3 separate regions of the Homo sapiens genome follow, and all the other regions are linked to region 2. The links are chromatin loops, found by intact Hi-C in ENCODE. Cell type or tissue: endothelial cell of umbilical vein. All regions are shown on one strand.

Region 1 (2,500 bases), 240 kb before region 2:
TGTGTGTGTGTGTGTGTGTGTGTTTCCCAACTAAGTGTATCGGTTGCTCATGGGCAATAAATGAGTAAGGGACCCTCTTGGGCTTCCCAGCCTAGTCGCAAGCCCCCATAGTGAGTGCTCAGCTCTGGCCTCTGGCCCCAGTCTCTGTTGCCCTCGAGAGCGCTTGGCCAGGGAACTTGTCTTGCTCTTGGCAGCTCTGATCCCAGAGGCCAAAGTCACAGCTTTAACAATATAATCCTGAATATAGGAGCCATAAGCAGACTTACCTACATTTCTGTACTTTTAGTGAAATAGAAGTATAGGATGAGTAGATGTACAAGTAAAAGATTATCAAACATGAGAGGTGATAGGAGAGAAGGCTCAGAAACAAACAAAAGAGTAAGAGACAGATGCTGCCAGAAGCAAAATTACATACATAGACCAACAGAAGAATGAAAAATAATAGGAAAATATATGGAAACATAAAGGAAACAGATTTGAAATATAATATCCCACCTGGTGTGCAGCTACTTTACATGAGCCATTCTTGAGAAGTTTCAAGGAAGCGCCATGGGATGGAAGCGTTTTGGAGAATGAGGAGGAGGTGACCTGGCCTACTGAGATAGACGTCGGGATAGGGTTCTGTGCCTATGCAATAGCCATTTGCCCATAATTTCCCCCGCCACCCCCCACCTCCAGCAGGTATTGGGCAAAGATTTTATTCCAGGAGTGAATCATGATGGGCCTGAACTTATTTTCGTTGTGTTAAGTGATTGATCTGGGTATGGCCATGAGACCCAGTGCAGCCAATAAGATGCAAAGAGAAGTCTACAGAGGGCTTCCCTTCCTGAATCCAAAGGGAGCCCAGCAAGGGCAAAATGTTTTTGCCTCTGCCCAGTTCTCGCTTGCTGGGGATGCCCGTGAGAGAATACGATACCGGAAGCTTTGTTAGCTAACTTTGGACTCTGAGCTGACAAATATTAGAATGAAAAACCAATCCACAGAGCATGGTGGAACAGAGGCACAGGAACAGTCTGGCCGGTGAGGGGACCCTTGAGCTGCTGAACTACCCTGCACCCACCCACCCCTCCAGACTCTCGTGAGGGCAACAGTGAATAATCCTTACCGTTAAGCCATGGCTAATTGTTTTTTTCTCCTGATCTAACACATGCTAAGCGGATGCACCAAGCAACCCCTATATTATATGTTTCCTATTTCTTTAAATGGTCTATTAAGCCAAGTTCTTAGGAAATGACTTACATTTTTCTTTAAAAAAAAAAAAAAACTTAAAAAAATCCTGAGAGCTAAGTAAAAGGTTATGGAAAAATAGAATTCTTTACAAAAATAACACACTGCATACATATTTGCTTGATATTGTGAGAACCGCTCAGGCTTAGAGAAACATTTTTTAATGTCTGGTGTTGTTGATCTTGGACATGGTTATCTTGCTCTCTGTCAAATGCTGGATTCCCACCGAGAAGCAGCCACTTACTTTTCCCTCGCTTTTTGTTCTGATGATGCTAGCGATCCCTTGTATGACAGACACAGAAAAGAATGCAGGACACAAATGGGGGAATGCATTCAACTCACATAAGAATTTAATGAGTCAATCCAGATTACAAACCCCTCACTGGCAAGGTTATATCTTTGTAGTGATTTGTTCTCACCTCCTTCTATTGTTGTTTACTTTCTCTATGCCAACAACAGTAGTCAGAGATTAGAGTGACTCTCGCCATTCATCAATAGAGGTTCAGTGGCCTGAGGTTTCGAGCTGTGGCTTTTGTTCCAGCTAGATATTTTCATGTAGTTTAAATTAATAAAACATGAAGGAATTTCCAGTATAATGCATGTGCACTGCTTTGCTCTTTGACTGCATATTAAGTGTATGCATATGTCGTCCTTCTAAGGAAATAGAATCACACAGCTCTAAGCTTTAACTTGCTGTCCAGGTTCCCATTTGATTCTCCCTCTATTTCTTTTTTTAGGAGAAAATATGTAATAAAAACAGGGACAAGAACTTTGGTTTTTCTTGTTGCTAATAACAGAGAATTACCAGAGCAGCTCTTTCTCTCGTCCTTCATCATGGGAAAGAATGATGCTAGCAATGCCTGGGACTGAAGGTCACGCTGCCTGGCTTTGTGGGGACAGATGGCCATTGCTCATCATGTTAGCAAGGAGCTTGATGCTCACTTCTGGACATCAGCTGCTCACTATGTATATTAAGTGATAATTTAGCTTCAGGTGGCACTGACCCTGGTGCTGTCTCATCTCCTGCCACCTTAATGGGAAATATTCAGACAGCAGTACCTTACTTGCCAGTCTTCCATTATGAAACACAAGCAGACTCTTTCATATACCAAATAATGATAATAATACGTACTATTGCGTCTTATCATTTGGATTTTGCTTCGCCACCTAGACATTCTTAATTCAGAAGTCCAAGGGACAATTTTGTAAGTTATATGAAAAACAAACCACCTTGTGAAAACAAAGCAACAGGAGCCACGGGGCTGAGGTGGGT
Region 2 (2,500 bases):
GGTGTGGCCCCCGGATTGCCATTGTGGATTTGCTGGTCTCTGTTTCTCATGGACCGTGAAGTCCTAGAGAGTGGGAACAGTCTCTTTTCTTTCTCTGCCTCCCTAGAGATTCCATAAGGCTGACCCACAGAGAATGGGTAAGTTATTGTTGGACACATATCAGATAAATGCTGCTAAATTACACATGAAATGATCCTTCAAGGTGGTAGTATAGATCAAGAGTCTGAACCCAGTAGAGTAATAAAATAGCTTCTTGTTATCACTTGAAATTATATAAGCAACAACTGAAATTCTAACCAGGAGCTCTGAGCGCTGCCGTTGGGAGGATTCCTGCTAGGGACATCTCACTGCTTCTGATGGCTTAGGATTTGTTGGGCCACTGTTTCCCTGGGCACATGTTGGTTTATTTGCTTGCTTTTATGGTTCGTTTGCCATTTCCCTCATAAGGAGATGAGCCGTGCATCAGGATCTTTCCTTTCTCCAAGGCCATCAATGATTCACGTGAGAATTTCATACCACATGGCAGAATCGTTCACATTAGAGTCCTCCACAGGCCAAAAGGAAATAGTATATTCAGGGCTCATCCTTTGCATAGAAAGAACTCTGTTCACCAAGGCATTTTAAACCTGGGATTTAATCAGTTACTTTGCGAAAACTGAAATGATGTCCTTCCCCCATTTCTGAGAGCGAATTTGAGATTAGGCTGGGTGATATATCATGAGAAAAAAAGAACAGAATGAATGGGGATGGCCTGAAGCTCAGGTGGGTAATTTCCCAGCATCTTCCCCATGCTGCTCCCTGGGGCTTCCCAGGTAAACTGTGCACTGGCTTCCAGCAGCCTTTCCCTGGTCTCTAGGTGGCCTTTGTTTAAGCATTACATGGATGTTTGCAAGATTATTCAAGTGATTTCCCACAATTTATTTCAAGCATTTACTGTAGGTGGCTTCAGAATTTTAAGTAGCATGTAAACTACAGACCACCTGCCTCAATGCACCATATCCAGCATCGGTTTTATATCCTAACAAGACGGGATAAGGCACAGTTCTTGAACTGCTGCCAACTCTCCAGAAAGGCACTGGGTACATCGGAAATGCCTTCCGGGGGCCTCCTAGCACTGTCCGGAGCATTTGTCCTTCAGAGCCTGGCCCCAGACCTGTTCCTCTCCCCATAGCTGGGTTCACCAAAGGCACTTCCTGATAACTGTTCCAGGACTCAACAATCAAAAATGAAAAAAATCAGAGAATGTTTTAAAGCCCAAGGATATAAAGTACTAAGACTCTTCTAAAACCTGATTGTCCTTCTCCAGTGTGGTAAGCAGGCTCTGACTCACTTCCCTCCTAGATAGGATTTCCTCCTGTGTATACTCCCAGAGCTAAGAGATTCTTCGAATGCCTTTGCCATTACCCGCATTTCTTCAGTTTGCATCTCTGAATATTCTTAGGCTGTGCTGAAGGTGTTTCTAGCCACATGACACTATCTTCATCGCTTTTGGCATTATCCATATTGGCCTCTCCTCTGGGGTGGTCCCTGGGGATTGGTGGCCCCTCACCTTACATAGGTGTCACTGGGCATGGATATGGTTGTCTCATGTCTAGGGTGCTCCATGGTCAGAGCAGAGCTCCCACATCCCAGGCAGGTCTGGAGCAACCCCCAAAACAGAGCGGGCTCTTGTGCCTTCAGGAGGTATCAATGACATCTACTGTCAGTCTGAACAAAAAGCTACCCTTTGGAAAGAGAGCAAACCAAATTCATACGAGCTCACAGAACTCTCTCCACTAATCATGCACTTTGATTAAGTGTTCTCACATGATCAATGCTGAGTGAAACTTTAGACCCTACTAAAGCCTCTCAAAGACGCAGTCCCTGTGCTCCAAACACCTGTTCTTGCTAATGAATCATCGTGAAATGCAAAATCAATCCTATGCAGATACATTGATGGCCTCTTAATATTTTTACCCTAGCCTTGTAGGGCAGTGCATTGGGTGCTTTTTGATGTTTTCATGAGTTTGAGTATTGCTAATGCTGATCATTACATTAAAGAGGAGCATTCATTGGATTAAACCTTACAACGTTTTTGTGTGGTAGATGGGAAGAAACATAATCTTAGCTTTTAGCCTGTGAGGTATTATAATCTCACATTACCATTGAGGGAGATAAGGAGCAAACATAAAAAGCCAAACAAACAAATGCTATCATTTCAGGTACTTCTAAGTACACTGAGGAGATAAAATAGGGCCCTTATATAAGACAGGGAACCTGGGGACTGGGATGGAAGACAGGGCACTGCTTAATCAACAGAGTGAGGAAGGCATGCGTCTCTAAGGAGATGCCAGAATGAGAGGCAGGGGCCACACAAATTCCTGGGGAAAGAGTGCCCCAAACAGCAGGATAGCAGGTGCAATGGTGTTAAGATAAAAATGGCTGTGGCTAAATGGACAGTATGACTGTAGTGCAGAGGGCGAAAGGGAGAAGGGTCCCTAGTTAGGTGAGAGGAGAAGGC
Region 3 (2,500 bases), 250 kb before region 2:
TCTTAAGTGCACTCCCACCAGCAATATATGACATGGCACATTCTACATCATTAGATCTTACCTCCACTCCCTGTTTCATAGGTGAAATCTGATATCTCTGTGCTGTTTCATTTCTTTAATCTGTAATGAAATTGAAACGTCCCCCTCTCCCTGCTCCAACATATTCAACACAGTTTTCTGACTCATGCTCTAAAATCTTTACAAATCTCCCTGAACTTTCCGGATTTTGTTTCCTGCCTTGTTGTTTTCAGAATTATTACGTTATTCCCAGGTATGCAGCATATTACTTCCGGTATTTTCCAGAATACCAAGGAGATCATTTGTCATCTGTTAATAACCCCCTCTTTCATCCCTGTTTTTCACACCTTGGCTTTTAAACCCCCTTCTCAGAGGTAGGGATTCTTCCTCAGTTCCTTGAGGGGAAAGTGGAGCTGGTGGAGGTGAGAGCGCTCATTGAACCTGCATCCTTACTGAAGCAAGAGAACTTCCACCCGGGCCAGGTTTGCTGGTGGAAAATGCTCTGATAAACGAAACCGTCTCTTCCACGTCTTCTCCATTTGACTGGCGTGTGAACTCGTTGCTCTCGCTAAATGAGGCCGCTGAGATGGAAACATAGATGTGTTTACGGCAGGGTGGCAGTGCAGGTAACAGGGAAGTCCTTGCTAGGGACATCAGCAACTTGCAGCTTAGTGGTGGAGAAAGCGCGCTCTGGAGGCCTGGTTCCACATCCAGTGCCCCCTGGGCTCGTGTGTGCCTCAGTTTCCTCATCTGCAAAATGTACCTACTTCACAGAGTCTTTACAATTCAGCCACTCCCTGCAAGGCTGTTATAGCCTGGTGCATTGAAAAGTGCGAAGAGAATGGAAAAGGAGAGAAGGGCGGGGAAGGGAGGGCTTAAAAAGTGGGGGAGAGCCTGGGTAGAACAGAGAAGCGAGCAAGAACAGGTGGGAAGAAAAACAGCAGCCTGATCCGTCTTGCTTTTCCCTTTTCTCCATGCAGCCAGCACTTTTCCTTCTCACTCTCCCCGCACGCCCACGCCCACCCGCTTCTGCACCGAGAACCTCGAGGCGCGCACGCACGTGGAGGTGACGCCAAGCCCAGCGGCGAGGTCGGGGCTGGGGGTGGGGGGAGCCGGCGTCCCGCGGGCCCCCGAGGCCGGGGAGCTCCGCCAGCGCATTGTGCGAGCGAGCTGAATGCAGCCGAGGGGCGAGCGCGCGGGCTCGCACGGATTAGCCGTGCTTTCCCATGAGCCACAAAAGAATGCCCGAATCTGGGACATCTGTCATCAAGGGGCAGGCTGCTCAGGATGCAAGGTAACCAGAGCTTTCCTCGGACTGCTTCAGTCTTTGGGGACGTGGGGTCACCCTAATCCTTCCTGTTTATATTGTGAACGCGTAGGCAGCGAGACTTAAGCTCTGCGTCGGTCAATAAGCATCACGACGCAGGCATTCCTGAGCGGCTACGTCCTCCGGTTGCTTTCTCGGTTTTTTGGAAGAGGCAGCGTTGCCTCCCATTTATTCAGTCCCCTCACAGCAGCGCGGCTGTAGCGCGCCGCAGAAGAGCGCCCCAACGCTGCCGGCCCCTGTTTTGTTTCTTCTTTCTGCATTCATCCACTTTGTCCTCCCATTATGGCGACGAGTTCAGAAGATTGTTAATATGCAATTGTCCAGACACGTCTAATCGAAGAGTTAATTCTCAGAAAATGACAAGTTTATTATGGTGTTTGTGGAAGCCAGGAGATAAATTAATTGGTAGAACCCTATTAAAATGTACTCAGAATTCTCCCCCAAATCACACATGTTTCTCTTTCATTCAAATTCGATGCTTTTCAGAACCTGGACTCTCAAGGCTGCAATTTGTGCAATTAAACGTCTGTTGTTAAAGTTTAATACTGTTTTAACTCCACTCCTAGTCAAAGGAAAGCGAAAGCATCCTGGAGTGGAGCCTGAAGTCAGAGCTCACAGAAGAAGGGCTATCCCCGTGGGGCCGCAGGGAGGTGATCTGCTCCTGGAGACAGAGCCCACCCGAAAGGAGCAACATTAGAGGGTTCCAACAGACACACCTGAGTTCCAAAGGACCAGCCCCCAACTAAACCTGTTTATCTTCAAGAAATAGTGAACGTGTTTTTCCTAAGTTGTTTATTTACTGATTCAGTCCACAACCATGTGTGAAGGGTTCAAAGATTCTGAGCCTTGTGCTTGGAATTGGAAGAGGAAGCGGATGGATCTGCTTTTGAGGGGTTCATGAGGGAGAGGATGAGGAAAGGCAGGGAAGTACATGGTTGGGTGTGCTGAGTGCCAAAGTCAGGTTACAAGTATATGATGTTTAGGAGAACAGAGAGGAGGCTGAGAGGATTGGGTGAGTTTTCCAGAGAAAGTGGTATTTGGAGAGGGTGTTAGCGCTGGTTCTCAGTTTGCTGGTGCTTTGGAAGGAACTTAGGGAGGGGACAAAAATTCATATTCTCTGCCCCCCCCCCCCTCCTCTACCGAGTTATAATAGAA

Evidence for each region. Hi-C counts contacts between places; a loop is a spot of excess contacts. Peaks named below come from ENCODE experiments on the same cell type or tissue, not always from the same donor. Only the 100,000 strongest peaks of a DNase experiment are listed, where the experiment ranks them.
Region 1: it touches region 2 in a loop (7-fold over the local background); 4 of 110 quality-filtered maps call a loop at or near these places.
Region 3: a loop joins it to region 2, with 4 times the contacts of the local background. A loop is called at or near these places in 4 of 110 quality-filtered maps.

Annotation. Positions count from the first base shown.
Region 1 is chr1:243,925,498-243,927,997 of GRCh38, forward strand. All of the region lies in intron 1 of LINC02774 (long intergenic non-protein coding RNA 2774), which reads left to right. Among named protein-coding and RNA genes, the nearest start is that of LINC02774, 9.3 kb to the left of the region's middle. In endothelial cell of umbilical vein, no CTCF peak of the experiment used is centred here; a DNase peak (open chromatin) is centred at 1,494; H3K27ac peaks cover 2,500 bases.
Region 2 is chr1:244,162,864-244,165,363 of GRCh38, forward strand. No RefSeq gene overlaps it. Among named protein-coding and RNA genes, the nearest start is that of ZBTB18, 110 kb to the left of the region's middle. In endothelial cell of umbilical vein, no CTCF peak of the experiment used is centred here; a DNase peak (open chromatin) is centred at 1,228; H3K27ac peaks cover 2,487 bases.
Region 3 is chr1:243,916,215-243,918,714 of GRCh38, forward strand. It overlaps LINC02774 (long intergenic non-protein coding RNA 2774), which reads left to right and starts at 1,188. Exons shown (of 12, transcript NR_033883.1): 1 at 1,188-1,312. In endothelial cell of umbilical vein, no CTCF peak of the experiment used is centred here; a DNase peak (open chromatin) is centred at 1,427; H3K4me3 peaks cover 1,364 bases; H3K27ac peaks cover 2,201 bases.